Regions from separate parts of the Mus musculus genome. Here regions 1, 2, 3, 4, 5 and 6 are each linked to region 7. Evidence: chromatin loops called from intact Hi-C (ENCODE). Cell type or tissue: heart. All regions are shown on one strand.

Region 1 (4,000 bases), 110 kb before region 7:
TGTGGAAGGACTTTGGAACTTTGGGCTAGAAAGCCATTGAGTGTCGAGAGCTCAGTGAGAAGTTATTTAGGAACTTGGAAGGTAAGAATATTGAGAGCAGCACAGCCTGCCTTGTGAAGTTTCAGAGGGAAGATTTAAGACTCTAACAGGGCCATTGGCTATTTTGAATTAAGATTCTGTGGTTCAGGTAAACTGTGATGAACAAAAAACCAGAACTACTGAAATGAAACCTTTACATTATTGGGACAATCGATGCTGGTTAGCTGGAGCTAAGAAATTAGCAGTGATTAAGAAGGGACCAGGACTGTTGAGGTGAAATGCTTTGGAAAGTGTTTCCTGAGAGAGTCAGCACACAAAAACTATGTTCCAGAGGTGATCAGAGTTGTACATCATGTTGGCAGCCAGACTTGGTAATGTGTAATAGTCACTCAGGTTTTAAAGATATGAAGGCATGGAGAACAGCTGAGGTTTGGTGAGAGGCCATTAGTGAAGGTGCAGCCTCAGTGGCAGGACTGAAGGGGTCATGCAGAGAAGTTGAGGCTTGGCTCCATGAAGATAGCCTATGAGCCAATCAGTGAAAGTGCAGACCAGTTGCAGCAAGGGACCCCAGCAGTTTTTGGAGATGCCAGTACTATGAAATGACCACCAAGAATAGCAGCAGCAGCGGAGTGGAGCTAGGCGGTTCCTAGAAGACAAACTGTGTGCTGCAGAGGGCAGAGCTTGAGAAGTGACTCAACCACTTCTGGGGCGTGCAAAAGATTGTGAGAGGACCCTAGACCTTGGACAGATGGAGTATGATTTTGCTTTGATTTGATTGTGACTGTGCCCTGATTTTTCCCTCTTGAAGTAAGAAAATATTTGGTTTATTTTTTATTTTACTGGCACCCATAATTGCAAGATCTTGAATGTTAACAGACTCTGAATTTTAAAAGAGATTGGATATTTTAAAGGGAATGAAATTTAAATGTGTTTGAGTTTGTAAAGACTGAGGGACTTTTAAAGTTGTTTTTAATGTGAGATCTTGAGGATGAATAAGAAAAATTATTCATAAGAAAAAGGTGAATAAGCCTATGGTTTAATAGTGATGTTTGTGTGTCAAGTTGATAAGGGGTCAGTTGTACTGGCTGGTTTTGGTGTCAACCTGACACAATCTAGTCATCAGATAAAGGAGACTCACTTGAGGAAATACATCCACAAGATCCAGTTGTAAAGCATTTTGTTAATTAGTGATCTATGGGAGAGGGTCAAGCCCACTGCAGGTGGAGTCATCCCTGACTTGGTCCTGAGTTCTGTAAGAAATTGGGCCGAGCAAGTCATGAGGACCAAGGCAGTAAGCAGTACTCACTCTCCATGTCCTCTGCATCAGCTCCTGCTCCAGATTTCGTCTCTTAAGTTTCTGACCTAACTTCCTTTGGTGATGAACAGCGATGTGGAAGTTTAAGCAGAATAAACCCTTTCCTCCCCAACTTGCTTTTTGATCATGGTGTTTTTGTTGCAGCAATAGAAACCCTGAGATAGCCTTCTATCAGCAAAACCCTCTTCTGCCCCTCCCCAAACAAAAAGGTGCTATGTCAGCTGTCCCAAGAAACAATGGTATTCTGTTGGGTGGCAGCATTCAACATGCCTCTAGGTGGCGCCAGGTCAAGGCAAAGCAAAGACGTGAGAACTGGGTCTCCAGCAGCTGGCCTCCTGAACTTCCTTCTGACCTCCCCTAGAGAGACAGCATGAGTCTAAGATGATCCCCACATAAGTGCTGCCTCGAAGTCTTGGTAGGTGGGCAAAAAGGAGAGGCTAACAAATGTTAAAACAGACCATGTGTAAATAACCTGAGCCCTGCACCTTCCACAGCTGGGGTGGGTTCATTAGAGGAGCAGGGACTCAGGACTGGAAGCCACTTGGCCTATAACCTCAACACAGCCTTGAGAGTAAAGCTTGAGTCAGGCAGTGATGAGCTCCAGGACCATACCTCTTTTCTTGTCTGACCTCTTTCTTTTCTTTTCTTTTCTTTTTTTTTTAAATAATTTATTTATTTATTACATGTAAGTACGCTGTAGCTGTCTTCAGAGACACCAGAGGAGGGCGTCAGATCTCATTACGGATAGTTGTGAGCCACCATGTGGTTGTTGGGATTTGAACTCAGGACTTTCAGAAGAGCAGTCAGTGCTCTTAACCGCTGAGCCATCTCTCCAGCCCATCTGACCTCTTTCTTAATGCTTGGAAAGGGAACTCTTCCTTTTCTTTTTTCTTTTTGACACAGGATTATACAATGTAGTTCTGGCTGTCCTGGAACTAACTAGGTAGATCAGGCTGTCCGAAAACCCCTTCAGTAGCTGTAGAGGAATTGCTGTTTCTGGGTCTTCCCCTTTTTCCCTTACAAGAGCCAAGGCTTCCTTTGGCAAAAATAATAGAATACGTGCCCTATGGTGGGCAGCCTCAAGAGGTCAGGTCCTTCAAGGCACATGACATTCTCCTAAGGCCAGACAATGGGAAAACTCCCACACAATGGTCACCCTAGAGCAGTGAGTGGGTCTCAATCTTCCTAATGTTGTGTGTGACCCTTTATACGGGTCCTCATATTGTAGTGACTCCCAACCAACAATATTATTTTCAGCAATGTGACTGGATATAAAATGAACTCAAACAAATCAGTGGCCTTCCTCTACACAAAGGATAAAAAGGCTGAGAAGGAAATTAGGGAAACAACACCCTTCACAATAGTCACAAATAATATAAAATACTCTGGTGTGACTTTAGGCAAGTGAAAGATCTGCATGACAAGAACTTCAAGTCTCTGAAGAAAGAAATTGAAGAAGATCTCAGAAGATTAGAAGATCTCCCATGCTCATGGATTGGCAGGAAAATGTAAAATAGTAAAATGTAAGATAAATTGGCAGGAAAATAGTAAAAATGGCCATCTTGCCAAAAGCAATCTACAGATACAATACAATCCCCATCAAAATTCCAACTCAATTCTTCACAGAGTTAGAAAGAACAATTTGCAAATTCATCTGGAATAACAAAAAAACCTAGAATAGGGAAAACTATTCTTAACAACAAAAGAAGGTCTGGGGAAATCACCATCCCTGACCTCAAGCTGCACTACAGAGCAATTGTGATAAAAACTGCATGGTACTGGTACAGTGACAGACAGGTAGATCAATGGAATAGAATTGAAGACCCAGAAATAAACCCACACACCGATGGTCACTTGACCTTTGACAAAGGAGCTAAAACCATCCAGTGGAAAAAAGACAGCATTGTCAACAAATGGTGCTGGCTCAATTGGTGGTTAGCATGTAGAAGAATGTAAATCAATTCATTCTTATCTCCTTGCACAAAGCTCAAGTCCAAGTGGATCAAGGACCTCCACATAAAACCAGAGACACTAAAACTGAGAAAAGAAAGTGGGGAAGAGCCTCAAGTACATGGGCACAGGGGAAAATTTCTTGAACACAATACTAATAGCTTTTGCACTTGCCTCAAGAATTGACAAATGGGGTCAGGCACATGCCTTTAATCCCAGCACTTGGGGAGGCAGAGGCAGGTGGATTTCTGATTTCAAGGCCAAACTGGTCTATAGAGTGAGTTCCAGGACAACCAGGGCTATACAGAGAAATCCTGCCTCGAAAAAAACAAAACAAAACAAAACAAACAAACAAAAAACAAAATAAAAGAAAAAAAAAGAATTGATAAATGGGACCTCATAAAATTGCAAAGCTTCTGTAGGCAAAGGACACTGTCAATAGGACAAAACGGCAACTTACCAATTGGGAAAAGAACTTTACCAACCCTATATACGATAGAGGGCTAATATCCAATATATACAAAGAACTCAAGAAGTTAGACTGGAGAGAAACAAATAACTATTACAAAATGGGGTACAGAGCTAAACAAAGAATTCTCGACTGAGGAATACCAAATGGCTGAGAAGCACCTAAAAAAATGTTCAATATCCTTAGTCATCAGGGAAATGCAAATCAAAACAACCCTGAGATTCCAC
Region 2 (4,000 bases), 310 kb after region 7:
CCTGAGGGATGGAACTGGGCATCTGTCACTGACCCAAACGGTACTGTATTGCGCTGTCATTTGGCACAGTGAGGAGAAGCAGGTGCATGAAGCTGGAGGAGAAAGGCAGCCCTCCTAGCCTGGAAGGGACAATGAGGGGGCCAAGCTTCCTGGCTTAGCCATCATTTGATGCACCCCAAACTTTGACCCCAGTCCTGTATCATGCAGCTTCAGTGCGCAATAGGGCCCTGAACAACTCCGCCCACCTGCTCCCACTGCCTCAGTGCCTTCAGCCTGGCCCAGCCCCATTCTTGCCAAGGCAAAGGGAGCACACAGCTACTCCTTCAGGTCCTCTGCTGCAGCCCATGACCAAGCCCGAGTCATCAGCCTTTGTGTCGGGACCTTTCCCCGGAGACACCCACCTCTAAACCTAGTCCTACCTCAGCCACCATTCATTGTCTCCTACACTTCTCTAGAAGGCTGTCCAACCTCACCCCCACCACCCAAACTCAAGTCCTTCCCTAGCCCTCACCTTGGAAACCCCGTTTTTTCTCTGACCCAAACAAAACACGCCTTACAAACCCCAACCTCTCTTTCTAGTGCAACAACCTAGACCTCAGAATCCTTCCTAGCTACCCCCAACCAAGTTCTCCACAAGGCTCCCTGGTTCCCCACACTACCCGTGATCACATCCCCACTCCTTTAAAAACATTTCTGCGACCCCCAACTCTCCTCAGTCCCCTTCTGGGTCCTCACAGGCTCCAAGAGCATCTTCTAGCCTCTGCTGCCACCCACCTCGGGCTCCTCCTTACCTCAGCCTGCACCTGACCCTTCTCCTCTTCCTCCTCCTCTTGGCAATGCTTGTCCTTGGAGACCCCTCCCCCACCGGGGTCTACAGTGCACAAGTGACCCAGGATCCCCATCTATCCTCTCTGCAGAACACTCCCTAGGAACCGACCGGTCCCCCTCTCCGCTACCCACAGCCACCCCTCTAGGAGCAGCCTCCTGCATTCCTCCAGGACCCAAAGCCTTCATCGCCGGCGTTTCCTATTTCCTCCTCCCGGGGACCGGGTAGATGTGATTCTAAAACCAATCGCCCGGAGAGGGATCCGAATGCTGCCTGGGAGGTGGCGGGGGTGGGGATGTCCTGGAGCTCCTCATTTGAAGCCTCAGACTGTCTGTTTGGGGGTCCTACCAATTCCATCTGCTGCTAAAACCGCTTCTAGAAGTCCCAAGGGCCGCATGGGAGGTCCCGAGGGGCCCGGCCTCTCCCTCCCAGGGTTCGCTCGCCATCTCCGGGATGGGGGGGTCTCCACCCGACTTCAGCCGCCTCACTCACCATGGCGAGGCACCGGTATCCGGAGCTCGGGGATCGAGGTTACTCTGGCGGCGGCAGCAGCTGCAGCAGCTCGAGCTCCGCCGCGCGTCCGCGCCTCCACACTCTTTGCCCGCAGCGCGCGCCACCGCCGCCGCCGCCCGCCCCAACGGTCCCTCAACGGCCGCCGCGCGCGCCCCGCCTCGCCCGGCCCCGCCCCAGACGGCTCGCGCGCTCCCGCTGCACTGCGGCTTCCTACGGATCCCTTCGCGTCAGGCTCGTGCGGCTCGCCCCTTCCACAGAGCCCAGCGAATCTGCTGCCGCACGGGCACGCGCACGCGCGTTCCCCACCGCGGGGACTACTTTCGCTCTCGGCGCTCTCGGCCCCTTGCATCCGCTCCGCTTTCCTCTCTGGCGGAAGGGCACCGGTTTACGGAGAGTGACACGTCTCTGTGTGAGCCACGCCGCTATTGGACCCGCCTCGTGGCGGAAATGAGAACGCAACTCCGATTGGTCCGGCCTTCCCTGCAATGCGTCAAACTGGGGCGAGCCACCGCGCGGTGTGCGGGGGGCAGCACGACCTGTGTGGCTCTGTGGAGCCGCGAGGAATAGAGGGGCTAAGACGGAAACAGGGTGGATGTTGGAGAAGCAAATACGTTGTCTCTATGGCTCGGAAATAAAAATGGGTTGGGGGAAGAAGCAGAAGGACTTTCTTCTCTCTCCCTTTGAGCAGATACAAGATGGTTTAATCCAAAATCGTGGGGTCTAGGAGCCTGGCCTGAACCGGCTCTTCACAGTGGTTGGCTCTTCAAGGTTCCGCTGGTCTCCTGAAGGTTCCACCCTCTACGCGTACAATTTGCTGGGATGGCTGAGTGGGTGAAGGCGCTTGCAGGCAAGCTAGAAACTGTGAGTTCGATCACCGGAACTCACGTGGTGGTTTGGAGAACAGACTTCCACAAAGAATTGTCCTCGGACTTCCACATGCGCGCTGTATAAATAAGTTCAAACAAACAAACAAACACAAATCTAAAACACGCACAAAAGCAACATGTGGGGATCTGGACTTGACTCTTGATCTCAGGATCTGTACCCAGAACAATCTCTGGATGCAGAATGTTTTCATTCATTCATTCATTCATTCACTCATTCAGCCAATTAAACATGAATTGGGCACTGCTGTCTGCACAGATCTGGTGCCGGGCTGTGCTGGTGACATCACACTTCTCAACCATTCTCTTGTCACCTAGACAGTGTGACTCACTTCTTATTCTAGGGATTCCAGGCACAGAAAGAAAAAGAACTGTTGCTAAGGGCACCTGAGACAACTGTATTGTATACCATAGTGTATATACTGTACATTACTGTACAGAGCCCTCGTATAGGATGGGAGTTGGCATTTTCTTCCTTCCTTTATTTATTTATTTATTTATTTATTTATTTATTTATTGAGACTGTGTAGCCCTGAGCCCTGGTTGGCCTTCAGAATCAAAGGCATGCATCGACACTCCAGGGCAAGAACTGACAGAGAAGGGGGGTGGGGGGAGAGAGAGAGAGAGAGAACTTCTAGGGTCAGAAAACTTTTTTTTTTTTTTTTTGGTGGGGAGGGAGAGACTGGGAGAATATAGTCTTTCTGTAAATGCCGCCTGTGGACATCTCTTAAATCTGCTCTCAGGAAAGAAAATGTGTCTAGTGCAGAAGGAAATAAAACTGATAGAGCAGAGGCAGAGAGGAGGGAGGATCTTGTTGACATTGGTTTAAATGTCTGCAACCTGTAAACTGAGATTTACAACCTGTAGGTCTTGACCCCCTTGTGGCTTGCATATCAGATATCTTGCATATCAGATATTTACATAATGACTCATAACAGTAGCAAAATTACAGGTTTGAACTAGTAATCAAACAATTTTTTAAAAGATTTTTATTTATTTATTACACACAGTGCTCTGTCTGCATGTATGCCTGCAGGCCAGAAGAAGGCACCAGATCCCATTACAGATGGTTGTGAGCCACCATGTGGGTGCTGGGAATTGAACTCAGGACCTCCAGAAGAGCAGTCAGTGCTCTTAATCTCAGAACAGTATCTCCAGCCCACAATGAAATAATTTTATGATTTGGAGTCCCCAGTACTTGTATGGGGTTTTTGCAGCATTAGGAAAGTTGAGAACCACAGACTTAATGACATTAAAATGTGTTCTCTCTTTTTTTGAGTCAGGGTATCTTAGTTTGGTTTCTATTTCTGTAATAGAGGCCATTTCTAAAACCAGCTTGGGGGAAGAAAGGGTCTGTCTTAGTCAGGGTTTCTATTCCTGCACAAACGTCATGACCAAGAAGCAAGTTGGGGAGGAAAGGGTTTATTCGGCTTACACTTCCATACTGCTGTTCATCACCAAAGGAAGTCAGGACTGGAACTCAAGCAGGTCAGGAAGCAGGAGCTGATGCAGAAGCCATGGAGGGATGTTCTTTACTGGCTTGCTTCCCCTGGCTTGCTCAGCCTGCTCTCTTATAGAACCCAAGACTACCAGCCCAGAGATGGCACCACCCACAATGGGCCCTCCACCCTTGATCACTAATTGAGAAAATGCCTTACAGCTGGATTTCAAAGAGGCATTTTTCTCAAGGAAGGCACCTTTCTCTGTAATAACTCCAGCTTGTGTCAAGTTGACACCCAAAGCCAGCCAGTAGAAGTCTGTTTAGCTTACAGGCTAC
Region 3 (4,000 bases), 120 kb before region 7:
CTAGGGTGCTTTCTTCCCAATCTCAACTTTTGTATGCAGCAGGGCAGGATGGTGTTCTGCTGACCCCTGGTGGCCACATGGAACAAGGCAGTGCATTCTCTCTGCAGGTGTTGTTTTGATGCCAATTCTGGCATGTCCAGCTTTGGTTCTCACAGGTGCACTCAACATTCAACTGACTCTGTTGTCTGGAGTTCTAAGATGTGCCAACCCCCACCTCTCCTTCTCATGTTCACATTCTCGCAGTGTGCTAATCCAACTGACTCAGCGCCCAGGCTAGGATTCACTCAAATCTTTTCTGGCTTGGACTGTCTCTCTCATTATTGATGTTTTTTAGTGATTTTGAGATGAGGTCTCAAAGTGTACCTTAAACTCATAATCCACCTGCCTCAGCTTTTTAAAAACGTGTGCTCATTTTACATGCATTGGTGTTTTGCCTGCCTTCTGTGTGAGGGTGTCAGATCTTGGAGTTACGATTTTGAGCTGCCATATGTGTGGGTGCTGGGAATTGGGCCCAGATCCTCTGGAAGACCAGTGTTCTTAACTGCTGAGCCATCTCTCTGTCCTGCACCCCACCCACCTCAGGTTTTGATTGTGGGGACTATAGGCATGCCTATAGACTATAGGCACACTTGGCTTAATATTTTGTCCCTTTTTGCCCTGAGGACCGAACACATAGCCTTCTGCCTGTGCATGCTAGGCAAACTCTACCACTGATCCACACCCACCTCCCTTTACGTTTTGTGAGATAATCTTGCTAAACCTTTAATTCCTTGGTGGCTCAAGCAGGCCTGAAAAGGGAAATTCTCCTGCCTTAGCCTGAGTAGCTACTATGATTGGCCTGTAACACCAGGTTTGGCTGCCTTTCATGGATTTACTATTAGGTGCATGTACATATAAGTACAGGGATTGATGGAGGACAGAAGCGTTGCAATCAGTAGTTAGCCTGTGTAGGTGCTGGTAACGGAATTCAGATCCCTGCAAGAGCAGTATATGCTGTTAACTGAGTCACTTCCTCAGGGAGAGCTTAAAGAGCGACCCACTGGTCACACAGCTGTGACAGCATCTGATAATTCCACTGAGAAGTGGGCTCTGGGCAGGCAGAGCTGTGCCTGTGGCTGTGCTTCCTGGAGCCCGGCACAGAGCACATGCTCTGGGATTCTGAATTAAATGAGTGGAGACAATCTAATGCCAAGTTAAGTACACTTCAGAGCTTCCTAGTCATGGGGTGGGGAGTAGCCTATCTGCAACCCTATTACCTGGGAAGTTGGAGGCAGGAGAATCAGTTCAAGGCTAGCCTCAGCTACATATTGAGGGCTCCTCCAGACTAAACAATAAAAACAAAAGGACAACTGTGGAGGTCCCAGGGATCAAGTCCTCAGGAATTGGTGGCAAGTACTTTTACCCAACGTGCCACTGCACCAGCCTAGAATCAGGTGACGACATTCTGGCTGGGCATAGGAGAGTCACAGATGTGCCCACTAGAACTCTAGACTCATGTGAGTGGTAGCTTACACCTGTAATCTCAGCACTCAGGAAGCTGATTCAGGATTGTACCAAGTATAGGAACACTCTGGGCTATACATTAGTACCATCTTGGGGTGGAGTTGGCTTAGTGGCTAAAGGTGCATGCTGTTTATATAGAGGACCAGAATTCTCTTCCCAGCTCACAACTAGTAACCCCTGTTCCAGGAGATCCTATGCCCTCTGCTGGCCTCCACAGGCACTGCATTTACCCACAAAAACACATTCATATAAAACTATGTTTCAAAAAACAAACAAAAAACCACAAAAAACTGAATAGGGGATGGAGAGATGGCTCAGAGATTGAGAGCTTGCTGCTTTTGCAGAGGACCCAAGTTCGGTTTATTGGGCGGCTCACAACTGCCTCTAACTCACACATAGGAGGCCAGCCAGGGTTACATGGAGAAACCTGAAGCAAAACAAAACAAAACAAAACTCAGGAGGAGGTGGAGGAGGAGGAGGTAGGTAGGTAGGCTTGAAGTTTGAGGCTGCCTGGAGTTTTTTCCCCATCCATGGTGGTGCTGTGATAGACATCCTGTATGAGGAACTTCTAGGCCCCTGCCATAGGGAAGGAAGGGTCAAGGGAGGTCAGGTTAAGCGTGCATGTGGGGATCCATCAGAATCTCAGCAGGCCTGAGTTACAGTATTCTAGAGCACTGGAATGGAGGCAGAGGAAAGAGCACTTGCCACCATCTGGGATCCAGATGATGGGATGATCCTACTTCACCAAGGTGTTCTTTGATGGGCCTTCGTGATAGCCATGTGCCCACACTCACAACCACTCAAACTTCCTTACACAGATGTTTAAAACCAGCTGTCTCAGCACACCTGGTCCTAGGACTACATGTGTGCACCACAGTTACTCTTTCAGTATTTTCAGGGGTGGTGGAAATGTTTTTGCTGTGGCTTCTTTAGGTGGCTAGCCTTCTCACTTCTTACAACTTTCCAAAGCTTCTGGCCATCTGCAGTTCTCCGACTTCTGTCCTCTCAACACGGCTGCAGAGGATGAGGGGTAGGACTGTCCCCACTTGGCCCCAGGCTGCTGTGGAGACTGCGGCCCTTCATTTCTCTCAGGCCTGTTTTTATTTATGGTTTTTTTTTTTACAAGATTGATTTATTAACTATGATACATATCACATAAGGCCTTTTCTGTCTTTTTTTCTTTTTTAACACCATTCCCATTGAGACAAGTACAATACTTTGTAGCAAATACATAATCTTAAAAAACAAAACCAAACAAAAACACTTCTGTCAGAGATGTCTTGGCTGCCAGGATGGCTGCCCATGCACTAAACAGGCTGGAGCCTCAGAAACCCATGACGTATTTAAAAAAAAAAAAAAAAAAAAAAAAAAGCTTGGAAATGAAGCAGACATTCCTAACAGCAACTAGAGAGGTCCTGGTTTGAGCCCCCATGATACAGGAAATCATCGTTACACTTGCTTTACAGACAGGTTTCCACTTTTGCTGCGAAACATAAGTTTGGGCACACGGCCAGACTACTAACACACTTCAATACCATTAATGTTTCTGTTTGTTTTCAGGAAACTCAAAATATTTGTTAATCCAACACATATAAAGATCATTTAACATAGAAAATACAAGTACCAGAAAAATAAGCTGACAGCAGCACTATTCCAAATTTTCAAACAAGTTTTATTCCCATACAATCCCAAGACTTTTCCTTTGCTTAAAATGTACACAGGGAACATGATTCTTTAATGTGAACAATAACTTATGTCCTGGCTCCACTACTTGGGTGGCTTCATGGTTGGGTAATAGTGCCTCTAGCCTTAGCCTCTCTACAGTGTCCCTGGCTGCTGCAGTCCTAGAGTGACCCAGTCCATCCCCTGCCCTCCCCATGCACACTGGCAGTGGATGTGGAATGGAGAACCACTTTCTTCCACCTGCCATCTGTAGATGACTTTAGGAGATGAGGATTGTAGTTGGCCCACTGCTAAGGCTATGGGTCTGGGGGCAGAGCACAAGGTACCCTGTAGGGTCCTCACTTAGGGGATGCAGGTCTTCAGGGATTCCTCCCACTAGACCAGGGGTACAGACCACAGAAGGGTTCACCCCACCCCTCTGGCCTACAAGTTGCTTTTATGTCATTCCATGTAGTGGTAGAGACAGTGTGAAGGTTCTAAGACCGTCTGCTAGTGCTGCTGTCTGCCTTGGCTGGGGAAAATGGAGAGTGTGGGGTCAGACAGAGCTCCAGACCTTTCCATATCCCTTAAAAGGTAGAGATGAGAAGGTGGGACAGTGCAGACAGAATGCATACTACCCAATGTGAAACACAAAACCCAGCCCGTGGTGATGTTGGGTGGTGACAGGCTATGGTCACCTCCAGGGCTTTCTGGGAAGGGCAGTAGCTGACCTGGCCACCCACTCAAGCCTGATTGTTCTGACTTCTGTGGTTGCCTTGTCATGGGTGGGAAGGACACTCAGAGTGCCTGAAAAGGGAGGTGCACCAGCCTGGTG
Region 4 (4,000 bases), 240 kb before region 7:
GGCGTCATTTCTCAAGTCACTCTTGGTGCAGACTGCCTTCCAGCCATCCACCTCAGTCTATTAAAGTCACAGCTTCTTGGAGACCCACCAGACCTCATCACTGAGTGTTCTTATCTACCACCTTTTGGAGATAAGCCATTAACAACACATTAATCGCCCAAGTCAAAACCTTGTCTTCACGTGGATTCCTGGCCTGCATGTAGCCCTGCAGTAAGCTGGCTAAGGGCAAGGACCTGGACTCCTTGCCAAGACGGAGGCCACAAGTAACCAGGACCTAACCTCCTTTCCCTCCATTTACTACCGAGCAGATGGTGGCAGGTCCCAGAACTCAAGTAATTCTGAGAATAAGAAAGTGAAATCATCTCCTATATCTCTTCTTGGCTTTGAGTTCATGCATGTATGGGCCAGCAGATTCTCCTGTTCCTCATACCAGCGCACTTCCCGACATCTCACCTCTCATCTACAGTACCTAACACACTTGTAAAGTGGTTTCTCATCCTACATCTTGAGTCAACAATTGATGCAGTGATTACTGATACACTCAAACACACCTTGAAGATCTAGAGTCCCGATCACCTTCAATAATGAGGCCATCTTGATTGGTGATAGAGGCCAAGGCTGCTCAGGTTGCCTTCTCATTTTCTTTGAAACTGTTTAATGAATATTCACCTGGAGGGCTCTAGCAGACCCTCTTAAAACTTCCCTTGCCAGCCCGGAGGGAGAGCTAGAGAGCTGACTCAGCGGTTAGGAGCACTGACTGCTCTTCCGGGGGTCCTGAGTTCAAATCCCAGCAACCACACAGTGGCTGCTCACAACCATCTGTAATGAGATTGAATGCCCTCTTCTGGTGTGTCTGAAGACAGCTACAGTGTACTTACATATGATAAGTAAATAAAATCTTAAGGAAAAAAAAATCCCTTGCCAAAGCAGTCTTTCAACTTGATAAGCACCTCCTTAACTCAGATCAGAACCCTAGGAAACTTCTCCAAGTCTCCATATCACAATCTGCGTTAAGGAGGCCAGAATGGCTTCTGGATAATGCTTTGAGAATGAGAACCAGAGTGTAAGCACCTTTTATTCAGTGAACGGCAGACTTCAGGGTCCCTGAGGGAGTGCTCTAAGATGTGTGAATGTAGACTAAATAAAATGCTAAGGGACAGGCATTAAAACCCCCATCTAAATGAAAACAAAGTCTGAGAAGTCTATTGTCCAGTTGTAGAAGCTGGGACTATAGCCAAGTCCACATGATTTCACAGCCTTCCAAACAACTTTATACCTTCTCCTCCAACGGTGTTCTCTGGGAAATTGGGGAAGGAAAAGCATAGTGTATTTACTTATCTGATGGGAGTTGGGCTAGTTAAGCTGAGTAGCACTAGGCTACAGAAAGTCCATTATAAACCACACCTAACTCCAAATCCTGGAGTGCTTTGATATTTGTATCACCGCCCAGGTTCTCTACAGTGTAGCTGGGGTTGAGGACACTCAAGGAGAAGGTACTATGGCCCTCCAAGTGAGTAGAGGAAGACAATCAGCCCATGCCTCCCAACACTTCACAGCCCTTAGCACTCTTCTGACATGACATCAGAGCCACCTCACACATCTGGGATGAGCCCCACAGCCAGATAACTGCTTGGTGGCACATACACTAATCCTCCTCCAGATGTGCTCCTGCCTCTAGAGGGCACTGTAGTCTCACAAAAATCTTCTGTCCTGACTGCTCACAGATATGTATTTTCTTAGATTTTCTTTCTTTTTTAAATGTTTGATGTATGAGAGTTTTGCGATGTAGCCCAGGATGGATTTAAATTTGCAGCAATCCTCCTGCCTCTGCTGAGTGCTGGGATTACAGGCATGTATCACCATACCACTTTCCTCTTAGATTTAACTTAATTTTTAGATGGGGATATGGCCTAGTTGGCAATGCTATCTGTCTAGCAAGCAATGAAGCTGTAGGTTTGACCACCAGTGCTTCATAAACAGTGTGGTGGCTCATGTCTGTAAAATCAGCACTGGGGAGTAGAGGCAAGATCAGAGTTCAAGGTCACCTTCACCTGTTCAGTTAGCTTGAACTAACCGAAATCCTACTTCAATAGCAATAAAAATGCCAGAATCAACGGCATATTCTTTTAATCTCAGCACCGGAGGCAGAAGACAGGCTGATCTCTGAGTTTGAGATCAGCTTGGTCTACACAGAAAGCTCCCAGCCAATCCCTACATAGTCAACAGCCTCATGCCCGGCATGGAGAAGCGCAAGCCTGCCTTTAATCCCAGCACTCAGGAGGTGGAGGCAGGTAAATCTCTGTGAGTTCAAGACCAGATTGGTCTACATAGCAAGTTCCAGGGCAGTCAGGAACTACAGAGAAACTCTGTCACAAAAGAAACTAACAAACAAAAGTTATGGCACTGAGTACGTAAAGCTCATGGCTTTCTTCATATTATAGTATAAAGTTCTAGTTTTTTGAGACAAGGTCTCGTAGGGTTTGAGGCTACACTCCAAGTCCCACTGCAGCCTGAACTACACGAGACCCTGCCTCAAGACCAAGAAGCAAGCAAATAAACAAAAAATTGCTAGAAAATTTACATGTCAGTGAGGCTTGAAAATGTATAAACAAGCACTTCCACCCTAAAGGAAAGATAGGCCAGAGAAAGCTGTACGTGAACTGGGCACTGCTGTGGTATCTCTGTATGATGTACAGTTTCATACTGGATGCTCACTGTTCTCTGGATATGCAGTCTATATACCTACCTTCTGTCTGATTCAATGTTTTTCAAAGTAATGATGGTGAGCCATCTATGAGATTATTTTGACTATTTTTTAAATTTTTTTAAAAAATTACATACCTTTATTTTGTGTGTACTGGTGTTTTGCCTGCATGTATGTCTATGTGAGAATGTCAGATCTTAGAGTTATGGACAGTGGTAAGCTGCCATGTGAGTATGTAGAGATGTGAACTCTGGAAGAGCAGTCAGTACACTTAACTGATGAGCCATCTCTCCAGTCCCACTGTGACTTTTTTTAGGACCTTCATTATATAGCAAAAGCTACTCTTGAATTTATAGTTCTGCCTCAATCTCCTGAGTGTTGGGATTATAGGTATGTGCCATCACACTGAACTGAGCCATGTTCTATATGTTCCCATTCCCGAATCATTCCAGGCCTGAATCAGCGGCTCAGGGGTTGAAGACTATATATTCACGTAAACCTCCTCCCAGGCCTCAGTTTCCCTACAGTGGCACTGAACCTGGATTTGCCCAGCAGCACTGGCAGCACGGCCTTTTGAGAGATACAGGGCAATCAGATGGCACATACCTGTTCGTGGTCCAGCATGGTGAGCCCTTTGACTCCTGCCAGGATAAGATTCTTGGCAATTTCAGCTCCAAGTCCTTTCATGCCAACAATCAGCACCCGGGAAGCTCGAAGCCTGTGAAGCACATGCTATGTTAATCTGATGACCCCAAGTAGTGGGACTTGTTCAATCACAGGACAGGAAAAAAAAAGAAAACTTAATTTTCACTATATGCACCACAGAAACACCACTGAACCTTCAGATCTAGAAAATTGGCCCCAAACAACTGTGCACAGAAAATGACTTCTTTACTGAGCACGTTGTGTATGCCCTCTCCACAATGAGCAGCGCAGTGGAGAAAGCAGCTCTTCAAGCATAAGGCCAGATGATGGGGCAGGGGGACAGAGCTCTGTCAGGGGACGGGGCAGGGGACAGAGCTCCGTCAGTAGGACACTTGCCGTGCATGGATGAGGTCCTGCATGGCTCTCCAGAACCACAAAATAAACGAATAAAAAGAGGACAAGGGAAGATGCAATTTTAAAGAACAAGTGTTACATAATGATGAAAACCGTTCTGAAGGAGTGTATCTGTCACCTGAATGGCTGGGAAGCTGAGGCGAGAGAGATCTCAGGAAGTTCACATCCAGACTGGATTACAAAAACCTTGTCTCCACAACAAGAAACCCAGAGAAGGTGATTTTTCATCAAAATAAA
Region 5 (4,000 bases), 230 kb before region 7:
TAAAAAATGCTCAAGGAGCCCAAGTAAGATGCCTCACCAAGTAAAGTGCTTGTCTCAAATGCCTGGGGGACACCTGGCAACCTGAGTTTAGACCTCAAAAATCTACATAAAGGAACTGACTTCACAAAGTTGTCCTTTGGCATCCACATCAACACCATGGAAAACGTACAGAGAAGTCAAAACATAAAATTCTAAAACCTCTCCCCCAAAAAATGCTCCCCCCAAAAATGCCTAGGGAGCCAATGTGTGATGATGCATGTATTTATCTCAGCACTTAAGACAAGTAAGATCTCTGCAAGTTCAAAGCCAGCCTAAGCTATAAAAACAATTACCTTTGGAGTTTGTTTTGATTTGAGTCAGGATCTCACTGTGGTAGCCCTGGCTGTGTTGGAACTACATAGCTCAGACTAACCTCGAACTCACAGACATACTCCTGCCTCTGCCTCAGGAGTACTAGAATTAAAAATATGAACAACCATATCCCCACAAAATATAATTTATAACTTGAATATGTTAAGGAAGCCAGGCGTGATGGCACGTGCCTTTTTAATCCCTGTACTCATTCGGGATGCAGAAGCAGGCAGATCTCTGAGTTTGAGATCGTCTACAGAGCGAGGCCCAGGACAGCCAGGGCCACAGAGAGAAACCTGGTCTGGGGGAAGGGGAAAGAAAAACAAACAAACAAACAAACAACCCAACGTCTGTAGCTGTGTGCTGAATAAATTGGGCCACTCTGCGCCTCTCCAGGGGTCCCTTTGTCAGGACTTGCCCTCAAGCACTCCTCTAGAGGAGCCTGTGGGGTTTGTCAAGTCCCCAGGGCGTCCAACACAGGTTCCCATGCATAGAAATTAATGAGCTCAGCCCGCCACCCCCCTATTTTGCACTAATGCTCACCCCACTTAGACCCTACAAGCCTCACCTAAATCCCACCATCACCAGGTACTGACACCGAGGGAGCCTCAAGTTCAAATCCTCCCTCTCCCCCGCCTCCTCCAAGGACACTCTCAATACTACACAGGGGACATCTCCACCTCCGGTACTTTGCAGAAACACCGTCCATTCGTCAGTTCTGAAGCACTAGGAAACCCAAGTGCAGCAATCCCGCCTCCGCTCCACAACAGGGCCGCACCCACTCCCTCAGGGCCCACACGCCGGCCCGCAGGATGCCCGCGGCGCCCCTCACCGCTTCTGGGCCTCCAGTCCCCACAGGCGGATCTGTCGGTCATACTGCGCTGCCTCCTCCTCGCTGATGCCACCGCCGCCGCCGCCGCCAGCCTCCTCCTTCTCTACCATGGCGCCGGCTTTCAGCTCACCCGCTCCCGCTCTCGCTAACCGCCAGCAGCGAGTCCGTGCACCGGGGACGCGCTTGCGCCTGCGCAGAGAGCCGCGCCTGCGCAGTGCCACCTCCGTGCTTTGCGGGAGACCACGTGGATACCGAAGACTCCAAGGCCCGCTCGCTGCCCCATCACGTGATGGAGACGCCAATCAATCCCGGAGAGGAAAAAGAAAAAAAAAGAAAAGTGGCGGGTGTTTTGATTCCTCGAGGATGTCCACGCGGTCATTTATGAAGCGGATCTGGATCGAGTTGTCACCGGGATTCCAGCATCGATGGTGTGGTGAAATAAAGATACTACTTTAAAATAACAACACATGGAGCTCACTACCTATTGAGGCGAAAAAAATAAAACAAAAGAAAGCTAGACTTTCCTCCTGGACAGAAAAAGAGGAAGGACTCCTCTCTGCCCTCTCCTCTCCTGACACATTCTCAAATCCTTATGTAAGATGCAAGACTCAAATTGATCATGGTGGGCTATGCCTGTAATCACAGCTTTTGGACAAAAATAAGTGAAAGGAATCAAAAGTTAAAGGCCAGCCTGGGTTACATGAGATCCTGTTAACAGAAGCAAACCTAAATTTATGAGCTCGTGCCTGTAATCCCAGCATTCATGCCTTCACAAGGCTGAAGTAGGAGAATTACTACGAATGAGATCCTGTCTCAAAACCGTCAAGGACTGAAAAGATGGCTCAGTAAAGTGCTTGCCTGAGTTTAATATCTATATTCCTATTTAAAACAAAAACAAAACAAACAAACAAACAAATTTGTAGTGCAGATTTGTAATCCCAGCACTTGGGAGAAGGTTTTCTGGGCCTTGCTCAGACCCACACTTATCTAACCAACAAACCCATATCCCAATGAAGATATCCTGGGTCAAAAACCAAGGCTGATGCTGGGTGATGATGGCTGCCCAGAGCTTTAATCCCAGCACTCTGGAGGCAGAGGCAGGAAGATCTCTGAGTTGGAGGCCAGCCTGGTCTACAGAGTGAGTTCCAGGACAGCCAGGGCTATATAGAGAAACCCTGTCTCAAAAAACAAAAACAAACAAACAAACAAACAAACAAAAAAGAGTTCAAAGCTGGGGCTGGAGAGATGGCTCAGTGGTTAAGAGCACTGACTACTCTTCCAGAGGTCCTGAGTTCAATTTTCAGCAACCACCTGGTGGCTCACAACCATCTCTAATGGGATCTGATGCCCTCTTCTGGTGTGTGTTTGAAGACAGCTACAGTGCACTCACATAAATAAAATTAATAAATAAATCTTTAAAAAAAGAGAGAGAGTTCAAAGCTGGGGCTGGCGAGATGGCTCAGCAGTTAAGAACACTGACTTCTCTTCCAAAGGTTCTGAGTTCAAATCCCAGCAACCACATGCCCTCCTCTAGTGTGTCTGAAGATAGCTACAATGTACTAAGATATAATAATAAATAAATCTTTAAAAAAAAAAAAACAGAGTTCAAAGCCAGTCTGGACCACATAGCAGGACTCTACCTCAAAAAAAAAAAAAATTAGAATAAATCCCAGTATGGTTACACATGCCTTTAATATGCCTTTAATAGCAGCACTTGGAAGGCAGAGGCAGGTGGATCTGTGAGTTGAGGCTAGGCTGATCTACATAGCAGCTCCAGACCAACCAGTGGACTGCAAATGTGAGGATTTAAATTTGGTTCTTTAGAAAGCCAGATTTGGTAGTCAGCATGTCTTCAATCCCAGCACTCACACCTAGAGATAGGAAGCAAAGACAGACTCCCCCAGCCTGGTATATGCTGCAATGAAAAAGGGATGTGAGCCAGTCGGTGCTCTTAACCGCTGAGCCATCTCGCCAGCCCCAGCTTTGAACTCTCTCTCTCTTTTTTTTAAAGATTTATTTATTAATTTTATTTATGTGAGTGCACTGTAGCTGTCTTTAGACACACACCAGAAGAGGGCATCAGATCCCATTAGAGATGGTTGTGAGCCACCAGGTGGTTGCTGAGAATTGAACTCAGGACCTCTGGAAGAGCAGCCAGTGCTCTTAACCACTGAGCAATCTCTCCAGCCCCAGCTTTGAACTCTTTGTTTGTTTGTTTGTTTGTTTTTGTTTTTCGAGACAGGGCTTCTCTATATAGCCCTGGCTGTCCTGGAACTCACTCTTTAATCCCAGCACTCGGGAGGCAGAGGAAGGCAGATCTCTGAGTTTGAGGCCAGCCTGGTCTACAGAGTGAGTTCCAGGACAACCAGGGCTACACAGAGAAACCCTGTCTTGTAAAACAAAACAAAACAAAACAAAACAAAACAAAACAAAACAAAAAAGGGATGTGGTCTTATTCAAGGTGGGAGATAAAGACTGACACTAGAGGTTATCCTCTGACCTCCACAGGTTGGATGAGACACTGATAAGCTCACATACACCACACACAATATTGTAAATGATAACAACACTTCCTCAACCAATGCTTTTGAAAGCAACCGTAATTAAATATATACAGAGAGAGAGAGAGAGGAGAGAGAGATACACACATTCACACACGCTTTCACATGCACTCACAAATAAAATAATACCAAAAACCTTGGAAGTTAGTGGTTGTTTATTAAAAGAGCAATTGATGGGAGAAGGAAATGGATAGAAGAGGATAATGAGGGCTGGCAACTATGATGGGATAACATTATGTGTATGTATGGAATCGTC
Region 6 (4,000 bases), 220 kb before region 7:
CACGTTCCGGTCAACCCACGCTCTCGGCTGGCCTCCAGGGATGCCCACATGTATGATGCACACACATATACATTTACACATAAAGTAAAAAATCAACACATGGGGGCTCTTAACCACTAAGCTATCTCTCCATCCCTAGGCTACACATCTTACCATCCCTGCCTTTGTGATAGGTTCTTTTGCTTGCCACTTACGCAGCAGGCAAGCTGTGTAAGTGTCACCTTCCCTGACTGAGGTCCTCATCCATGAGCCTTGCGGCCCTCTGCAGTTAGGTCTTGCATCTGGAAGAGCTGCTGCAATGGTACTGTCTCAGGCTCTCCAAGGCCCTTGAGGGTTGCTGGTGGACCAAGCAGTTGCTGGGTCTCCTCCTTGTCCAGCAATGACTTAAGGGCCATCTGATCTGCTGTCCTTGGTCCCACTGATGTCCCCAATATGTAGAGCTTACTCTTCTGGCCCTGAGATGTCACACCTTCAGCTGGTAGACACAAGACTCTGTCCTGGCAGGGAAGGCATCACAGCAGGAGCATGAGGCCACCTGGGCACTCTGAAAGTAGAGACTTTAAGATAATTATTTTTTGCCAGGTGGTGGCACAAACCTCTAATCTCAGCCCTCAGGAGGCAGAGGCAGGGGGAATCTCTGTGAGTGCAAGGTCTGCCTGATCCAAAGAGTGAGTTCCAGAACAGCCAGGGCTACGTAGAAAAACCCTGTCTGGAAACCCAAAAAAATGAATAAATAAACAAGCAACAACAACAAACCACAAAAATTATTTTTATTTTTTGAGACAAGGTCTTACTAGGGAGCCCTGACTAGCCTGGATAGGATAGAGATCCCCCTACCTCTATCTTCTGAGTGTTGGGATTAAAGACTGAGATAGTATCTCAGTATCATAGCCTGGCCTGCAACTAAAAGCAATCCTCCTGCCTCAGCATCTAGAGTACTAGGATTACAGATATAAGAAACCACACTGGGCTACATACAAGCTCCCCCCCCCACTCCCTCTGCTCTGCTGGTGATGGAATCCAGGACTGGGGGGGTGGCGGCAGGAACTTCTATCACTGACTTAATCTACATCCCATTCTTACTTCTCTATAAGCATCTTCAAACCATCGTCAACCCTGAGTATTGTTTAATAATAATAATAATCCAGGCGTGGTGGTGCACGCCTATAATCCCAGCACTCGGGAGGCAGAGGCAGACAGATTTCTGAGTTCGAGGCCAGCCTGGTCTACAAAGTGAGTTCCAGGACAGCCAGGGCTATACAGAGAAACCCTGTCTCAAAAAACCAAGAAAAAAGAATAACCCCTTCATGATGAGGGTGTTTTGCCTTCATGTATGTCTGTGCACTATAAGCACACCCAGTGACTGGATCCCCTGGGACTGGAGTTACAGACAGTTGGGAGCCATCATGTGATTGCTTGGAGTTGAACTCAGGACCTCTGGAAGAGCAGTCAGTGCTCTTGACTGCTGAGCCACCTCTTCCGCTCTTTCTTTCTTTTCTGTGATGAGCTCTCATGCGGTCCAGCTGAACTCTACGTTGCCGTGTGCACCGCAGGATGATTTTGAACTCCTGATTGCGCTGCTTTAATGTTTCTGGAACTTTCACCTTTTGCCCCAGGCCTGACTTTCATTACCTGTTAATGAGGTAATCACTTATGATGAATGTCTGGTTCCTGGAAATAAACCCCTCATCACTGTAACTAACAGTAAAAAAAAAATAATTTAAGAAAAAAAAAACCAAAAAAGCAAAGCAAAACAAAACAAAGGATCCTAAGGGAGGGTATACTGGTCCCTGGAGAAAGTTGATTACTGAAAACTACTGGTTAATTTTTGTCAGTAATTTCACAAAGGTCCTCAAGGGGGCGACATCATCCCCCAGAAGAGGATGAATCTGTCCGTTTAGATTTTATTCCCTGGTACCTTTTTGCTAAAAGCTGGGTTGAATTATAAAATGAGAGGGAAAGAGAAATTGGTTTGCATGAAGCAGGGACAAGTTAGTGTAATGCCTTTTTTCCCTGATTGCTTTCTTTCCTCTTTTTTTCAAGACACTGTCTCTCCTAAAACTTGCTCTGTTGACCAGGTTGGCCTCTAACTCAGAGATGCAGCTGTCTCTGCCTCCCCAGTGCTGAATTAAAGGTGTGCACCCGCACTGCTAGGTTCTGATGAGTTCCTTTCTCTTCCAGATGGCTCCAGGGGCTAGTACCAGGTCCTTCTTCACTCAAAGGGAATAGGGTATCTTCTTGGTAGAATCCTTTCTGTTATGTAATAAAACCCTCCTTAGAGCCAGAAAGGAAAACCCTTGTTAGCCCAGGGGTAGAGTTCGATTGGTTAGAGAGTTTGCTTGGTACACAGGAAATTCTGGGTTTGATGCCCTAGGTGGGATGATGTCTGACTGTAATCGCAGTACCCCAGAAGTGGAGGCAGGAGGCTCAGAAGTTCAAGGCCATCCTCCACTATATAGGAAGTCGAAGGCTAGCCTGGTCTACATGAGGCAGTCAAATATCCAGATAGGGAGAGCATTGAGGATGGTGATAGGCACCTCCAGTCTTACCTTCAGTTAGAAGATCAGAGAGAATAGCCTAGGAGTTCCAGGTTATTCCAGTAGCATAGCAAAGTCCAATTTGGGAAGAGAAGAGGGAATACAAGGGACAAAGCAAGGCAAAAGGAGATCCAGGGAGGAGGTCTACTGGCATTTTGTTGTTGTTGTTGTTGTTTTTCTCCAATAATAAATGGCAAAGGTCAGGTATGGTGATACATCTCTGTTGCCAGCACATAGAAATTGGAGATGGGGGGGGGGTCAGGAGTTCAGGGTTATTCTTAGCTCTATAGAAAGTTTAAGGCAAAATGCTAAATGATACTGTCCCCCCCCCCAGTTCCCTCCTCCCTGCAGAAAACAGGGTTTCTCTGTAGACGGCTGTCTTGTAACTCATTCTGCAGACCAGGCTGGCCTTGAACTCACAGAGACCGCCTGCCTGTGCCTTGTGAGTGGTGGGACTAAAGTCATGTGCCCCCACCACTTGACACTTGTCTTTAAAAAGCCAACAAGTTGAAGTACTGAGGATGTGACTCAGAAGTACCTGCCCAGCATGTCACCTGTAATGTCCTAGGAAAACGTTTTGCTAGGGAGGGTGTGATGGATCTCTACAAGGCCCTGGCTGTCTTGCAACTGTAAACCAGTCTGGTCTCAAACTCATAGAGATCTAGCTGCCTCTGCTCTTGAGTACTGGGCTAAATAAAGGTGAATACCACCATGCTGAGCTGGGATGTTTCAAACAGTGCTTCCACGGAAAATTTTGCTTGTTTGTTTCAGACAAAGTCTTGCTATTTAGCCCTGGGCAAAAACACATTGAGTAGTAAAAATGACCTTGCTGGGATAAAGATCTATCGATCTAGCCCAGCTAGACCAATGACCACTTCCTTTTACCACGTGGAACCCAGCTGACCCTGGCTGATCTCAGGTCTCTGTGTAACAGCTCTGGCTGTCTTGGAACTTTCTCTATAGAGCAGGCCGGCCTCAACCTCAACCACACAGAGATCCACCAGCCTTTGCCTGTGGTGTGCTAGGATTAAAGGCATGTGCCACCACCTACCTTTCTTTCTCTCTTTCTTTCTTTCTTTCTTTCTTTCTTCCTTCCTTCCTTCCTTCCTTCCTTCCGTCCTTCCTTTCTTTCGATGTATTTATATGAGTACTCAGACACACCAGAAGAGGGCATTGGATCCCATTACAGATGGTTGTGAGCCACCATGTGGTTGCTGGGATTTGAACTCATTGGAAGAGCAGTCAGTGCTCTTACCCGCTGAGCCATCTTGCCAGCCCGCACCCTTATTTCTTTCTTTCTTTTTTTTTTTTTTTTTTTGGTTTTTTGAGACAGGGTTTCTCTGTATAGCCCTGGCTGTCCTGGAACTCACTTTGTAGACCAGGCTGGCCCCGAACTCAGAAATCTGCCTGCCTCTGCCTCCCAAGTGCTGGGATTAAAGGTGTGCCCCACCACCACCCGGCCG
Region 7 (4,000 bases):
GGTGCTTGCAGGGGGAATGGTGATGTAAGAGGGCTCCCCTCTAACTCTGTATTCCTCTGGGAGCCCTCCGGAAGGATGGATTGTGAAAGACAGGCTTTCCCGGCGCCTCACAGAGTGTGGAATGCCTGAAGGAAGCACGTGTTTCCGATCCAGCCTTGCACTTCTTTCCAGGCTTTTCATCTGTAAAGTGGGATAACAATACTGAACTCCAAAGGGTCGCTTGGAGAATCGAATGAGGTATAATAGGCCCTATGGCCACGATTCATGGTGGGAATCCTCGAACTACTAGAACCCAGTAAAATATGGGCGATCTCCCTTATACATTAATATCTATAATAGCTGATGGATTACTCTTAGCAGAGGATTACCCACAACAATAGAAAAACGATGAATATATATTACGCTGTAATAAGAGAAATGTGGATGTGACCCTCCTAGCCACCGGTAACTGAAACATCAGAAAGCAACAGGGGAGTTAAGAGGGAACTACTGTGTCTCTAAATGAGGGTGGGGTGTAAAGGAGTGACCTACACGTATTGAGTACGCAGTAAGCATTGCTAAATAAAATTACATGGGCTCGACCAAATCCAGCAGCCAGAACTTCATGAAGTCAAAAAGGTCATGCTGTGGGTGATATTCCTGGAGTCTGCTTTAAGGTGGTTAAGGCAGCCAGTATGTATGTCTCTTTTGGCTCTCTACAAAGGCAAGAAGGAAAAATCAATATCATAAAATTTTACAGTGGAAACACAGTAATGAATTTTCATATTCTGAAAAAAAAGTTTACATGTGCTCAAATTTTAAAACACCCCAACAAATGAAGCCTCTCATTAAAGTTTGTTAGGAGGGCAGGTTCTTGTGGTGTGGGCTGAAGAGATCAACAGTTAAAAGTGGGTTCCTCTCCCATCTATAAAGATCATTACTTGGGGCTGAGGACAGAAGTCATTGGTAGAATGCTTGCATAAATACACAAGGCATTCGGTTCCATCCTAAGCACAGAGTGTCTGGAGTAAACTAAAGTTAATTTTGTTTTCTGTTTTTTGAGACAGGGTTTCTCTGTGTAGCCCTGGCTGTCCTGGAACTTGCTTTGTAGGCCAGGCTGGGCTTGAACTCAGAGAGATCTGCCTCTCCCTTCCAAGTGTTGGGATTAAAGGCATTTGCCACCATGCCTGGCTAAAGATAATTTCCATTAACATTTTTCTCACTAGCTATCCTGGCTGCCCTGGAATTTACTATGTAGCTTAGATTGGAATTGAATGTGTGACTGTGTCTGCCTCTGCTTCCTGAGTGTTGGAAAAGAATGATGTTGGAGTTGCACAAAAGAACACAAGAACAAAGCAAAAATAACTCAACCAGACAGTTTATCATTATTACTATTATTATTGGTTTGCAAACTCAGTGTTTGCAGGGAGGTGTAAAGATGGATCAGAGGTTAAGACCACTGGCAGTTCTTCAAAGACTCAGGTTATATTCCAGCTCACAACTGCCTGAAATTCCAGTTCCAGGGAAAATGATGCCCTCTCCTGGTCTCCCCAGAAACTGCACAGGCATGCGAGCAAAAACACCCATGTCTGTAAAAATAAATTTCAAGAAAAATGTGTCTGTGTGTGCGTATCAAAACCCAAACTCAACTATTGAACATACATGGCTGAGATGGCTTTTGTCTTTTATTATTGATGGAGGTAGCAACTTTGTCTTATCCCATTGATGGGAACTCGAATTCTCAATTTGACTCGATTGGCTGGCTGATCAACTAGGTAAAGGGAAAGAGGAAAATTTTAAGAAAAATGGACCTTTGTTGGACTAACTCTTTTGGATAGAAAAGGAATCCCATTCTCACATGAGTGCATGTATTACCACAACAGAGTCCAGAAAACTATAATACCCTTCCAAGGCAGAGGAATGCCGTGGTGCTTAAGAGCACCGATGCCCTTCCAAAGGACCCGAGTTTGATATCTAGCACCCACGTGGTGGCTCACAATCATCTGTAACTACAATTCCAGAGGCTCTGATGCCCTCTTAGCCTCCACTGGCACCAAGCACAAATGTGGTACACAGATATATAGGCAGGCAAACACCTCATTCACATAAAATAAAAACAAAACCCTACCAAATCCACTCTTGGGAAATATGTGAACAGACAGTATCTCACTTTGACCTCAGGTTTTTCCTTTTTGAAGTCTGCCACCTTTTCTTCTCAGGTTGAAGTCACTCTCTCAGAATAGCCGGATCCTGGAGCTTCACAGATGAGAACACTGGGCAAGGGTTGTAGTTCAGCTCCTAGAGTGCCTATCTAGCCTGTCCTGGATTCAGTCACCAGCACCACATAAATGGGGTGTGATGACACACAGTGGGAATCCTGTAATAACAGCCCTTTGGAGGTAGAGGCAGGAGGATAGGAAGATCAAGATCAACCTTGGCTACATTGTTAGTTCCAAGCCAGCACAGGCTACATGGACTCTGGTTTCACCAATAATAATAATAGGAAGAACAACAAGAAAAGGCCAAATATAAGTAGATGTTAATGAGTAATTAAATAGGAAACAAAAAGAATAGCTGGCATTCAATCTAATGGTAGTCAAAAAGGCAAAGTCCTTGTCTGCTCACTCTTGTGCTTTCAGATGTCTCTCAAGCTGGGTCAGGGAGCTGGCCCCTCTAGTATCCCAAAGAACCTGGGTATCACAGAGAGAGGGGCGGGGAGGAGAGAGAGGAGGATTTGCCTGTCTCTGCCTCTAGAGTTCTAGAATAAAAGGCATTTGCAACCGCAGCCTGGCTATTCCTATCTCTTAATTCTTTCCTATCGCTTAAGAGCGCAGATCTAGCACTCCCACAATCACCATAGATGTCACCAACAGGTCTAAGCACAAGGGAGAGGGCTCAGGAAGTGTTTGGTTGTTGTTGTTGGGTGAAGGCACCATCCGGCAAGGCCTTCCCAGCTCTGCAATTCTTTCCAGGACTTAAGTAGGCGAATGGTAGCTGAGTAAGCCAACGACAGGAAGCAGGCTTCCCTTGGGGCAGCCACCCCCGCGCACCCGGCCCCCCTTCACTCCAGGATAAACAAACATCCGACTAAACAATTAGCTGACAGAGACAAGAACGGGCTGCCGGGCTGCTGGGTTGGATCTCTATCAAGATTTCCCAAGCATAGCCCTGGAGGCCCGAGTAGCTGGAGGTCACTTCCACCAGAATGCTAGGAACCAAACGCGCTTCAGGTCTGGACGCGAATTGCAGAAATGGATGGTGGCGGCGGGGGGATTGACACGACCACAAAAGTTTTGCATAAAAATTGGCGATGCTCGGACGTATTCAGTCCCTATTCCGGAGAATTAAAGAGAGGGTCGGAACCAGGGCTGATCCTGACCAAGAGGTCGATGATCCTACAGCGCCGTCTACCCGCGGAGCCGAGAAAGCCGGTTCTCGCTAAAGCTGCGGGAGAATACTGCCAGTGATGATCTTCCTTCCTCCACTGGCCAGAAAGGCAGCCTATGATGAGGAAGGGACAAGAAGCCAGGGGTGCTCGCAATCACAGCAGAATCACAGCTCTCCAGGAAGGACTCAAGACATCTAGTGTACAGTACGCCAAATTTTGTTGGAAGGATTCACGATGAACCTATTTCTATAAATTTGTAAAATTAGCATAATCCCAGCACTTAAGAGGGAGAGGCAGGAGGACTGGGAGAATTCGCGGCCAGATTGATCTTTGACTTGCAATAGTCTGGGTACTCAAAGGCAGCACAGGAAACAGAGAAATCCTGCCTCAGAAAGCAAAAGAGAGCAGGGAAAATGAAATAAATTTCATGTAAATTTGAGTAAAGCACAGATCTCAGCTTGTTTGCCTGTTTGCTTTTGGTGCGGGACAGGTAAAAGGCAAGCTCTCTACCAATGAGAGAGGTTTTTGTTTTGTGTCCCTCCCCCCACCCCACCCCCACCCCCACCCCCACCCCCGCCCCCAGGCAGAATTTTACCAAGTTGTTTAGGCTGGTCAGTCTATACAGTTCTTTCA

Evidence for each region. Peaks named below come from ENCODE experiments on the same cell type or tissue, not always from the same donor. Only the 100,000 strongest peaks of a DNase experiment are listed, where the experiment ranks them.
Region 1: it touches region 7 in a loop (7-fold over the local background); 32 of 42 quality-filtered maps call a loop at or near these places.
Region 2: it touches region 7 in a loop (3-fold over the local background); 2 of 42 quality-filtered maps call a loop at or near these places.
Region 3: it touches region 7 in a loop (7-fold over the local background); 28 of 42 quality-filtered maps call a loop at or near these places.
Region 4: it touches region 7 in a loop (3-fold over the local background); 4 of 42 quality-filtered maps call a loop at or near these places.
Region 5: a loop joins it to region 7, with 4 times the contacts of the local background. A loop is called at or near these places in 10 of 42 quality-filtered maps.
Region 6: a loop joins it to region 7, with 4 times the contacts of the local background. A loop is called at or near these places in 16 of 42 quality-filtered maps.

The regions. Positions count from the first base shown.
Region 1 is chr7:16,505,846-16,509,845 of GRCm38, forward strand. The region is part of intron 5 of Arhgap35 (Rho GTPase activating protein 35); the gene reads right to left. Among named protein-coding and RNA genes, the nearest start is that of Npas1, 31 kb to the left of the region's middle. In heart, a CTCF peak has its summit at 1,622 (motif pointing right); a DNase peak (open chromatin) is centred at 1,656.
Region 2 is chr7:16,922,523-16,926,522 of GRCm38, forward strand. It overlaps Calm3 (calmodulin 3), which reads right to left and starts at 1,510. Exons shown (of 6, transcript NM_007590.3): 1 at 1,319-1,510. The coding sequence starts at 1,321. It overlaps Gm45972 (predicted gene, 45972), which reads left to right. Exons shown (of 3, transcript NR_165470.1): 2 at 1-40; 3 at 918-1,996. In heart, no CTCF peak of the experiment used is centred here; DNase peaks (open chromatin) are centred at 249, 849, 1,589 and 2,079; H3K4me3 peaks cover 2,670 bases; H3K27ac peaks cover 2,549 bases.
Region 3 is chr7:16,491,883-16,495,882 of GRCm38, forward strand. Arhgap35 (Rho GTPase activating protein 35) reads right to left here. Exons shown (of 7, transcript NM_172739.4): 7 at 2,591-4,000. Among named protein-coding and RNA genes, the nearest start is that of Npas1, 17 kb to the left of the region's middle. In heart, a CTCF peak has its summit at 1,715 (motif pointing left); no DNase peak of the experiment used is centred here.
Region 4 is chr7:16,375,055-16,379,054 of GRCm38, forward strand. Sae1 (SUMO1 activating enzyme subunit 1) reads right to left here. Exons shown (of 9, transcript NM_019748.3): 2 at 3,311-3,422. Among named protein-coding and RNA genes, the nearest start is that of Sae1, 11 kb to the right of the region's middle. In heart, a CTCF peak has its summit at 1,671 (motif pointing right); no DNase peak of the experiment used is centred here.
Region 5 is chr7:16,386,458-16,390,457 of GRCm38, forward strand. It overlaps Sae1 (SUMO1 activating enzyme subunit 1), which reads right to left and starts at 1,439. Exons shown (of 9, transcript NM_019748.3): 1 at 1,184-1,439. The coding sequence starts at 1,293. In heart, a CTCF peak has its summit at 1,544; a DNase peak (open chromatin) is centred at 1,404; H3K4me3 peaks cover 1,890 bases; H3K27ac peaks cover 1,535 bases.
Region 6 is chr7:16,394,256-16,398,255 of GRCm38, forward strand. No RefSeq gene overlaps it. Among named protein-coding and RNA genes, the nearest start is that of Zc3h4, 4.9 kb to the right of the region's middle. In heart, a CTCF peak has its summit at 1,859 (motif pointing right); no DNase peak of the experiment used is centred here.
Region 7 is chr7:16,615,737-16,619,736 of GRCm38, forward strand. All of the region lies in intron 1 of Gm29443 (predicted gene 29443), which reads left to right. Among named protein-coding and RNA genes, the nearest start is that of Arhgap35, 2.7 kb to the left of the region's middle. In heart, CTCF peaks have their summits at 1,530 (motif pointing left) and 3,387; a DNase peak (open chromatin) is centred at 3,055; H3K4me3 peaks cover 1,245 bases; H3K27ac peaks cover 1,101 bases.